Linked DNA regions of Mus musculus: region 2 is linked to region 1. Evidence: chromatin loops called from intact Hi-C (ENCODE). Cell type or tissue: gastrocnemius. All regions are shown on one strand. Each heading gives the region's core, and the rest is flanking DNA. Links, peaks and the distances in the headings are about the cores only.

Region 1 (5,382 bases), core at 154-5,153:
GCCCAGCCTGTTCCAGGCGTACATTTGGGGCTCAGCCGTGGATACATTTGATTGGTTGTGGCTGGATCCAAGGGGTCCTACACAAGGCCTCTTGCTTTCTCCTTTTAGGGAAGTTGGTTCTCTCTTGCTTGTTTCTCCTCCTCTCTCTGGACGCATCACCGGCAAATCTCAATAGGGCCCAGTGCCCGCAACCAGTCTGTGATTCACGCTGAGCCTGCCAGATTGCTCACTCCAAAACCCGTGTCCTTCCTTCCCTGGACACAGCCGAGGATCCTCCACCACCACAACCATCTTAGCTTCAAATGTGAAAATAAAACAGGGGGAAAAATCACCGTAGAACCATTTTTAGTGACTCATCACATGGAACCTTTGTGTAAAACCAAGAGGCTCAGATGGCAGAGAGCTCACCCAGTTAGTGTACCCAAAGCCCTGGGTGCCACCCCAGTACTGCATAAGCCTGAGCATCGTGGTGCAAGCCTGTGGTCCCAGCACTCGGGAGGCCCAGGCAATGGGAAGTGGAAGGGGCAGAATCGGAAGCTGAAGACTGGCTTGACAGAATGGTAAAAGTACTTACTTACTATGAAAGCCTGTGTCCTGAATTCTGTCCCCCAGAACCCATGGTAGGAGAAAACAGACTCCAGAAAGTTCTCCTCTGATCTCCACATGTGTGGGCACATGTGTAATAACATCCATGTCACGTCACTAGGGCTTACTGGTTGCCAATGTAGCCTGAAAACACAACTCTAGGCTCAATGAAAGACTGTCTCAAAGGTTTTTCTTTCTTTGTTCTTTTAAAAGATCCCTTCATTTCTTTTCCTTTAGATATTTAGGTGAACAGTAATAATTTTAAAATAGGCTTTAATTTGTTTTTTTTTTGGAGAAGACTTGAATTTATAGAGAATATATGGGGCTAATACAGGGTCCTCATGTATATCTCATACCCTTCCCCCTACTGTAGACTCACGCTGGTGGGAGACCTTGGTTACAGTGGGTGAGCCAGTACTGATGCACAGCTTTCACTAGAGGACACACCCACACTTTGTTTGGATTCTCTTAGCTCTTCTTACCTAAGAACCATCTTTCTCTGCTCCGGGACCACATTTCCTTAGGTGGGCCCAGATTCCTAATCTCCTTGTGGTAGGGATAGGTTTCAGGCTTTCCTTGGTTCTTATATTTTCTTTCTAAAATTTTTGCCTTTTTTTTTTTTTTTTTTTGGTGTGATGAACATTTTTGGCCTGCTTGTATATCTGTGCGTCTTATTCATATAGTGCTCACAGAGGCAAAAAACAAAACAAAACAAAACAAAACAAAAAAAGTACCTGATCTTCTAGGACTAGGGTTACAGATGGGTGTGAGCCACCATGTGGCTAGGAATCAAACCCAGGTCCTCTGGAAGAGCAACAAGTGCTCCTAACCACTGAGCCATCTGTCCAGCCCCTAGAGCTTATATTTCCAGGAAGTTGGGTGCTTCTGATCATCTCCTCATAGTCAGGCTGCGTTGAGTTGGTGGGTCATGGATGGCCTACGTAGCGTCTGTGAAGTTGGAATCAAATGATGTATGAAGCCTACAGCATGCTTAGAAAAGTCAGTGCTGACACAATGATACACAAGGCTTTCAAGAAAGAGCCTTCTCCGTTTATCCCTGCATGTGTCACTGGCCCATTGTCACTCTCCCTCCTGAGAGCTTCTAGCTTCCTGAGCACTAGACTCCCCCTCCATGGAATGCCTTTCATTCTCTCTACCTGGCTCCCTTCTGAAGTCTTGGGAAAGATGGCAAGGTCTGGTTGACTCTTCACCTCTGCCCTCCTTTTGTCTCCACTTTCCCTGAGGCAACTGGTGCAGTCCCCAGGGCTTGCTTAGGGGTGTGGGACTGATCATTCTGTTATATGCTGGAAAGCTCCCTGGGAGCTTGCTACTCTTCTTCTACCAACACAGCCTGGTACCCAGAAGACACCAGAGGATAAGAAATGGATGGGACATTAGAGAAAGGTGTCATTTTCCAGGGCAGCCTCAAGGAACATGCAGGGTGCCAGCGGGTATGGTAATACATATCAGTGATTCACCTTTGAGTGGATTTTTTAAGGGTATTTTCTCCTTGTCCTAGAGTGTATGGCTGGGGGGTGTGAATATAGTACTGGCCACCAGGGGGCTCCAGGAGGCAGTTTAGCAGCCAGCAGGGGACGAAGGCTGGGGTGGTTTCTGCAGCCACCAGACTCCTGAAAGAAAGTGTGTCAAAAGAGAAGTCTGTTTTGCCACCGATGTGCCAGGCTCTGTAGCAAGGACAGGATGTACCAGCCTGTTCTGCAAACATGTGTAGGCCCCAAATGTCCTTTACCCCAGAGGTCTACAAAGAGGACAAAAGCTACCGAGAGCCATGAAATGACGCTGGTAGAGATAAATGAACTTATATTATGTGTGCGACCAGACCTTGATGAGGGCTTCCTGATTTCCTTCCATTTCAGTGTTTAAAGGGCTCATCTTGGTTTAGAAATTCCTAAGATCGAGATCACCACTGAGAAGTTGGAACATCGGCTGTCCTGAGTTCTGGGAAGACAGGGAGAGGAGTAGCTGTGTTAATCTGTGTGGTGGAGGTGAGATTAGACGTGGATCTGTGGAGTTTTATTCTTCCTCTTTCGTTGTTGATATTGCTATGGTCATAACGACCGTGGCCTTGGTGGATTTGGTTTCTGCTCCATGTTTGTTCTCCTTTGGATAGAAGGAGAATTGAACGAGCAAAATCCTTGGCTGTTCAGAGGGGAAACCAAGCCAGGACCGTTAAGTGACATCTCCAGACCACAGTCAGATCCTGCCTGCCTTCCAGACCTGAATTCTTTGCACATCCCTGAAGGATCTAGTCAAGTTGCCTGTTGGAAGGCCTTCCCATGCCCCAGGGAAGCAGAGGGCTATCACAGCAGGAGGTTGTGACAGGTGAACCCTTCATTAATAACAATAATAAAAAGAACAATTCTATCTTCCCTTTCTGGGGCCATGAGCTTCCTAGCATGCGCAATAGACAAAAAGGACAAGGGATGTCTGTCTGCTAAAATTGAACACTGTGTCCAAAGCTTCTGTAGCTTACGGAAAGTGCAAGCTATGGTAGACTCGACCTTGTGTACGGTTAAGAGGAGGATTCTTCCTATAGGGATGGGCCTGCCTCCACCACTCCAGCATGAGGCTTGAGTTAGTGAATGCTCGCCCCATGCTTGGCTTCGATGTGGGGGTCTGAGCCCAGGTCCTCAGGAGTGTGTGCAGCCACCATGTACCCCACCCCTCAGCATCTTCCTCTTCAGGGTTTGACTTGGCGGCATGTGATTTCACCTGCACAGGATCCTGCAATCTCGCCCATCCGAAGCCTTTGGGACGGGTGTGGTTACGTGAACTGCCACCTAGGCTCTAGGACATTGGCTGCCGGTTCCACTGTTTTTTCAGGATGAGATTCTCAATGGAAAAGTCCAGCAACAAACTGGAAGGTTGTTTGCCCCAGATGAAAGTCATTAATCCCCCACCCAGGGGTCTCTCACAAACAGAAAGTTTATCATTGTAGCACACAGCAAGTCTGCAGAGGAGGAAGACCTAAAGAGAGTATTCAGAGCCTCCTGGGCCTTTTGCCCCACACAACAGTCTAAAGCTTCAGAAAGGCCCCGAATCAGGCGCATGCTCTACCCCTGGCCAGCCCCAGGATCTGAGAGCTGAGTGGTGACTGTGCCTGGCACGCCCACTTAGCCAAACCTCAGCTCCGTGCCAGCGTGGAGCTATTAATTATTTTTCTTTGTCAAACCTTTGTCAGCAACTTCATCCCAAAAGGAATGGTTTATTTTCCCTTTGGCGGTGTTTGTGACTGTAGTAAATAAGAGATAATTACATTCCGGTTCTTAAATTAAAACAAAAATAGCTAGAGGTGCCAGGCAGGAGTTATTTACATTTTCCGATAGCCCACCTCCCTGGTCCAAGACTCGGCACAATTAGTTTGTTGCTTTTCCTGCAAATCTGGAGCCGCTCAAGTGGTTTAATGTGAAATTTTTATTTGTAGTGCCCCCAAAATCATCCTCTTTGCTCCAAGTTAATATTAAATAATACTTCCAATTTTTTTTTTCCTTTTAGCATTGCTGGAGACACTTAAGACCATGAGAGTACAATTGAAATAAGAACATTAAAGTTTTTTTTTAACAAAAGCGTCGTAGCTCAGTGGTAGAGAGCTGTCTGCCAAGGCATGATGGCCTAGATTCAGTCCCTAGTGCTACCTAACACAATACGAAACAAAAATAAACACGAGGAAGAAAAGGAAGCGGGCACTAAGGAGGTATAAGGTGAAGTAAGAGAATGCATCAGAAAGCGTTTGGAGAGTCTTATTTTCTTTGTTTGTACCCTGTTGCTTATCTGGGTATCAGCCTCTGATTTGGCAGAGGGAGAAAGGCATTCTTGTGGCTGCAGAGAATTCCTTTCTTGATTCCTTGAGTTGGTGTTTGGAAAGTGAAAATACAGTCCAACGAATCCTTACAAACATTTGGTCTTATTTTCCTAAGAGGTAAACAAAATTATAAAAGGTGATATTTGAAATGGAATCTAGAGAGCTAGCAATGTGGCTCAGCAGTAGTACACTTGCCTAGCATGCACGAGGCCCTGGGTTTGATTCCCCAGCACCACTCAAAATCTGGGGAGAGAGGGGATTGGGTCCTTTGTCACTTTGTCATGTGGGACTTGGATGGTGAGGAATCCAAGGATCGTGGTGACCTGGGTGGGTGAGGTTCGTGCTATCTAAGGATTGGGCTCGGAAAGACTCGGCAAAGCTTAATGACAGGAAGGCTTCTGGGTGGAGATGTGTTCTCTCCAAAACAACAAGTCTGACCACAGAGAGGGATGGGGGCAATGTTCTTTGTGAATGGAAGGCTAGACGTATAGTGTTACATACCATAGGCCGGCAGGAGCAAGCGGCAGGCCCCAGACAGCCTGCCTTAACTGCTTGCTTTTCCCTCCCCTCAAAATGCCTTGATTATGTAACTTACTGAGGACAGTCAGTACCATGACTTCATCCCGAGAAGGTGGAACCCGTTCATGGTTCTCAGCGCCCGCCCAAAGGCATTGTGTATCTGAAAGCAAAGATGTGATGAGAAGCCTGGAGCACAGGGATGAGAGAGAAACTGGTCTGCCGCATCAAGTCATTCTTAGGAGGCTCTCCCTTCAGGTTGTAGGAGCAAGCTGAGTTTTGACAGCTCTGCATTTCAGCCACACTGCCCTCATCAGCAGCCCGCAGCATCACTGTGCCTGTCAGAGCCCATCCCTAGTAGTGCTTTGATGACCAGACAGCACTCTCTGAGGTCATTGCCACTTAGATTTATTTGGAGGGGACAGGGAGAGGATTAGCTAGTGTTTATTCTCAGAGCA
Region 2 (5,382 bases), core at 105-5,104, 660 kb after region 1:
AATTACTAGATGAGAAATACAATTTGTACATGTACTTTCTTTGTTGATGCACTGGGGACTAATTTCAAGGCTTCAATTGTGCTAGGCACAAATACATGCCACTGTATCTTAGGCCTTTCTTTTTACTTTTGAATTGCTCTGCAGGATCTCACTAATTTTCCCTAGGCTGTCCTTGAACTCTCTACACTCCTGCTTCAGCCTCCTGAGTAGCTGGGGTGTCAGGCCTCTCCCACTAGACCTGACTTTTAAATATATTTTCAAATTTGATCAGTATTGTTGATAGTGTCTCACAGATTGGCAATGACAAGATGTTATCACCTTTTAATGTTATTGTTATATTCTAGGCTCTGACCTAACAATCTGTATAAGAAAGTTGGTTCCTCCAAATATCTCCTTTTAAAAATTTCCTTAGAACTTACCTACCAATGGAAGGTAATATATGCTCTATTCCCTCCTTGCATGGCAATATTGAGGTGTTAGATATGACAGTTTGAGAGAATGGCCCCCATACACCAAGTTTGAATACCTATTCTCCAGCTGGTGGAACCACTTGGGAAGGATTAGGAGGCTTTGTTGGAGGAGGTGTGTCACTGAGGGTTGGGTGAAGTTTCCAAAGACTCTAGTTCCCAGTTCTCTCTCTCTCTGCCTCAGGGGCATGGGTAGAAATGTGAGCTCTCAGCTGTCCTTTTGCTTGGCCATCATGGGCTTTAGCCCTCTGAAACTGTAAGCCCAATTAAACTCTCTTTTATAAATTGCCTTGGTCATGGCATTTTATCACAGCACCAGAAAAGTGACTACGACATCAGACAAGCAATCAGGCCTGAAAATCCATTCAAATCTTTTTCAAGTTGACAAAATGGAGTCTTGTCTTCCAGAAACAGGAAGCCTTCATCCCATAGTAGAGATGCTTTAGAATTTTCCTCCTCAAAAATTACTTACTTCTGTATGCAGCATGACAATTCTAATCAGCTATCATATTAACACATAAGGAGAATAACGCATTTAATGTATTACTGTCTATAAGTCACAAATTTTACTCTATAACTAAGCAGCATGTGTGTGTGAGATGTATCTGCATGATGTGTACATGTCTGTATGATGTGTGTGAGTGTGTGTGTGTGTGTGTGTGTGTGTGTGTGTGCATGCTTGTGTGAGAATATGGGCACACACATGCCATGGCACGTGTGTGGAGGTCAGAAGACTACCTCAGGTGTAGGTCCTTACTCTCTACCTTGTTTGAGACTGGGTCTCTTGTTATTTGCCAATGTGTGCACCAGACTGAGTGGTCCACGAGCTTCAGGAGGATATCCTGCCTGCCTCCTATCTCACCACAGGATAGCTGGAATAGCAGATGCAGGCTACTACCATGGATGGCTTCTGTGGGTCCCTGGGTCTTGCACAGCAAATGCTTACCACAAAGTTATCCCGCCAGCCCTCAGCTGACATTTTTGTAATAGCAAAGCGTTATCAAGGAAGGGGCTGACACATTGATTTATAGTTCATCGCACATGATAATAATCTCATAATGCTGCTGCAAGGAGCTTCGAGGAACACGCATACTCCCAACACACAGCTCTCAATCACACCAGTGCATAATGGGAGTTTTCATAATTTATCAGTTCAGGGCTAATTGGATTTGTTGAAAGGTAAAAAAAAAAATCCAATTGTTCTTTCCTGTCACCTCCAATGTTATTGATAGAAAGTCTTCCTTGTCAGCAGACTCTGCATTTGCCACAACTGGGTGACTAGCACTCGGTGAGCTTTTGTGTTCCCAGAGTCAGATTTCCATGTCATTAGAATACATTAAGCCACAGCCTTTAAAGTGTCATTTGAACCATATCTTTGTCACAGATCCATCCAACACTTGCAAGCCAGCAAGAGTGGTGGCTAAAACACTGGACTTTTAGACCAAGCAACCTCAAGGGCTACTTTATATGGAGCTTATCCAGCACTCACAGAAGGGTGGGGATACCGGGCTGCTGTTTCTGTCAGCTTTAGAAACTGTGTCTGGATTCCAACATTGTCAAACCTTGGGGGAGGGGGGTTGTTGCTGTCTGTATGTGAGTCCCACATAAGTTGGTAGATTTGTTTCTTCATTATTTCTACAAGTGGAAACATAATGGGTTTAGGGGTGCGTGTGTGTATGTGTATGTTTGCATATGTGTGTGCATATGTGTGTATGGCACACATATGGAAGTCTGAGGACAACCTGCAGACTTGGCTCTTTCCTCCTGCCATCTGGAACCTGACGATCTGACTAAGTGTATCTCAACTTCCCAATGACCCTTTAATACAACCTCATGGGGTGACCGCTAACTATAAAAATATTTTTCACTGTTACTTCCTAACTATAATTTTGCTATTGTTATGAATCATAATGGAACCATCTGATATGCAACCCTTGTGAAAGGGTCCTGCCACCCCAAAGGGGTGGAGACCCACAGGTTCAGAACAGCTGCTTGGAAGGCTGGGCAGCCAGCCTTTACCTGCTGAGCTTCACACACCTGAAGCTGATGTGCGAAGCGTCCTCTTTGAGTCACTGCTGTGAATACTTTTCACCATCGCTTACTTCTCTTGCTGTGAGTGGTTTACTACCGCTGTACTCAGAAAGGTCCTGTCTTCTCTTAAGCAAGCCACGGGAGGGTGGGGGGAGAAGTGGGACACCACACAGGGAGGATGGGGGAGGATTTTAGTCGTCCGTGAGTTACAGTTTATAAAAGTGGTACTGCAGTAACCTCCCTAACTTAACCATTGTGCAGGATTTCAAACAAGCTTTATTAACACTTGAAATGACTTCAAAATAACCACTTAAAAAAACTTCACATTGTCTCAGCTTTTTATGAAGTGTTGAGTTGCAGCCAATCAACTCTAAAATACTGCCTCTTATCTTGTGCCCCCCCCCCCCCTTCTATAAGACAGACCCACAACTTCATACTGGGAACAGCTATGTTAAAAGGCTGTTAAGGTGCTGGAAGTCCCTGGTTAAATATTGCCCAATACCTTCTCTGGATCCTTGCCTAAGAGGAAGGCACCAGTTTCTATGAAGATATTAGAGGTCGTGATAGAGCCATCTTTCATGAGAAGCGTTTAAGGAAGATATCTCAGGAATTCCTCTTGAAAGTGGATTTGAGAACCAGTGTTTCACACACAGCTTTGTGAGGTCTGCCCTGCCCTCTGCTGGTCTTCACGGTAAACGCAGTCACCATCCACGTTTGTTTCAAGTGGATGACAAGAACTTCATTGAGCACCTTCAGTGTGTCAGGCAACAGGCAGAATGCAGCATCTTGATTTCCACTGAATAGTACCATAATCCTATTGGGCAAAAAATGCTTCTGCTTCCGTTTCAGATTAGAGGAAGACTGTAACAACCCTCAACCAAGCGTTGAGGACACAGAAATGATAATGTTCTGCAACTCTGGTCCTGCCTAACACTAAAGCCCACATCGGTTCCTCTCTGTCTCCTTGCCTCCGACTTGCTTGACTTCCGGCAATGTCTAAGTAGTTACAGTGCATGTTGCTCTCCTTGTTGCAGAAAGCCACACAGACGCACGTGCAAATACAAATGTTCAATATTGCCACAGCACATCCTGAAGGCAAGAGAACCACTCAAATGCTAACTTAGGGAATCAGACTTTGTAGGTGTAGTCGTTTTTTTCCTGGTCAAATGAACACTGCGGCCATGGCTTCTCAGTGTGCACAGGAGTGGACATTGAATGGCAATTTCTCCTTTTCTTTTTTTTTTTAATTTAAAGTTAAAATTTTTATTTTGTGTGTATGATGTATAAGGTGTCTCTGTGTGTGTGTGTGCATCCTACAGTACAAGGGTGGAAGTCAGAGGTCAACTTTTAGGAGCCACTGTCTCCTTTCTCCTTTATATGGGTTCTGGGAGTTGAACTCGGGTCGTCAGAGTTGTTTGAGAAGCACCTTTACCCACTAAGCTATCCTTTTTCTTTCTTCTTTTCTTTAGATAAGGCTTCACTACATAGCCTAGGCTGCTTTCAGAGTTGTGTTTGTTCTGCCTAAGTCTCTCAAATGCTACGATTAGGAGCTGGAGAGATGGCTCAGTGGTTAAACCTATGAGTTGTTCTTCCAGAGGAGCCGGATTCAGGCCGAGCGCCCACGTGGCAGCTCATTACCTGCTGTAACTCTAGTCCCAGGGGAATCCAATTCCCTCTTCTGGCCTGCATAGGCACTGTGCACTATAGACACTGATACAGGCAAATACCCCTACACATAAAAAAAAGTGAAAATTTAAAAATATATATATTATACCTGTGTGTTTCTGTGTCCAGTTGCCTAACTATCTCTAGGTTATCGTCTGGTTCCATGGGAGTGAGATTTTATCAGGCAACTGCTTGGTATAAAAAAAAAAATCACCAGGCTAAGCTACAAGGCCTCAAGGGAGTGAATTTTTAAACACTAGGCACTGGTGTTGCTGTAGGAATTCAAAGGAGCTTCATAGAAACCTTCCATTGTTTCCAGATGCTATGAGATTGACAGAGGAAATCTGGCACAGCCTGACAGAACACGTCCTAGGGTTAGTGGTGATCACAGGAGACTCCTGGTGTGCCTAGGCCTCTGGGAAAGCCATGGATCGCTAAAGGAGTCATTCAAGCCAGCTGTGGTGTTCTAGGCTCATAGTTTGTGGTCTTTGATTGCTATGTATTTGAAACATTTCACCCCGGAACAATGTCAGGTCATATCATAGTGGATGCAATATCCTTATTTATTGTCTAGCACTTCACTTCGTGCTTCGTAACTGTCAGTCACACTGTTGGAATGGAAGTACAATATATGCAAATTTTTTTCCAAGGGAACTTTCTCTCCAAATCCCCAACTGGGTCTCATGAGAACAACCTTCCTGTTGTGATATCAGATCTCTGAGTGCAGTCATCTTCCAAACACATCTGCTGGCTGGGACAGCAGGGACTTTCCCAGCTACTACTGGGCACTTCCGTGGCATGATGCAAGGGCTGTTCCTATGCAAAAGCATCAGGGTGGGGAACAGGACACAGGCAACTAGGTTAATGACAAGCAGTGTGGAGTGGCGGGTTAGAGCTCTGACCAGTGGATTCCCCAGCGGGGCTAATTCCTTGTCTTAATCTAGAATCTCAGTGCTCTCCTTTATTTTTGTTTTTGTTTTTAAAGAAAACAAAGCAAAACAAAAGAAAACAAAAACAACTCTGGTTTAAAATCTGGCTCAACCCTCAGGATGGTCAAATCTACTAATCAAGGAGGCTACAGGTTATCAGCAAAGAACAGAACAGTTGTTAGGCCCTTAGTAAGTAAGAAAGAGACCACAAGAATGGTTATTGAAATATCCAAAGCATAATGATAAACCTGGACTTTATCAGGCAAGGGAATCACTACCACCCCAGGCCA

What was found. Hi-C counts contacts between places; a loop is a spot of excess contacts. Peaks named below come from ENCODE experiments on the same cell type or tissue, not always from the same donor. Only the 100,000 strongest peaks of a DNase experiment are listed, where the experiment ranks them.
Region 2: it touches region 1 in a loop (5-fold over the local background); 3 of 42 quality-filtered maps call a loop at or near these places.

Annotation. Positions count from the first base shown.
Region 1 is chr7:112,467,824-112,473,205 of GRCm38, forward strand. All of the region lies in intron 1 of Parva (parvin, alpha), which reads left to right. Among named protein-coding and RNA genes, the nearest start is that of Gm45998, 19 kb to the left of the region's middle. In gastrocnemius, for the core only: a CTCF peak has its summit at 2,145 (motif pointing right); DNase peaks (open chromatin) are centred at 157, 2,154 and 3,679; H3K27ac peaks cover 3,725 bases.
Region 2 is chr7:113,129,182-113,134,563 of GRCm38, forward strand. All of the region lies in intron 2 of 4930543E12Rik (RIKEN cDNA 4930543E12 gene), which reads right to left. Among named protein-coding and RNA genes, the nearest start is that of 4930543E12Rik, 10 kb to the right of the region's middle. In gastrocnemius, for the core only: a CTCF peak has its summit at 3,183 (motif pointing left); a DNase peak (open chromatin) is centred at 3,181.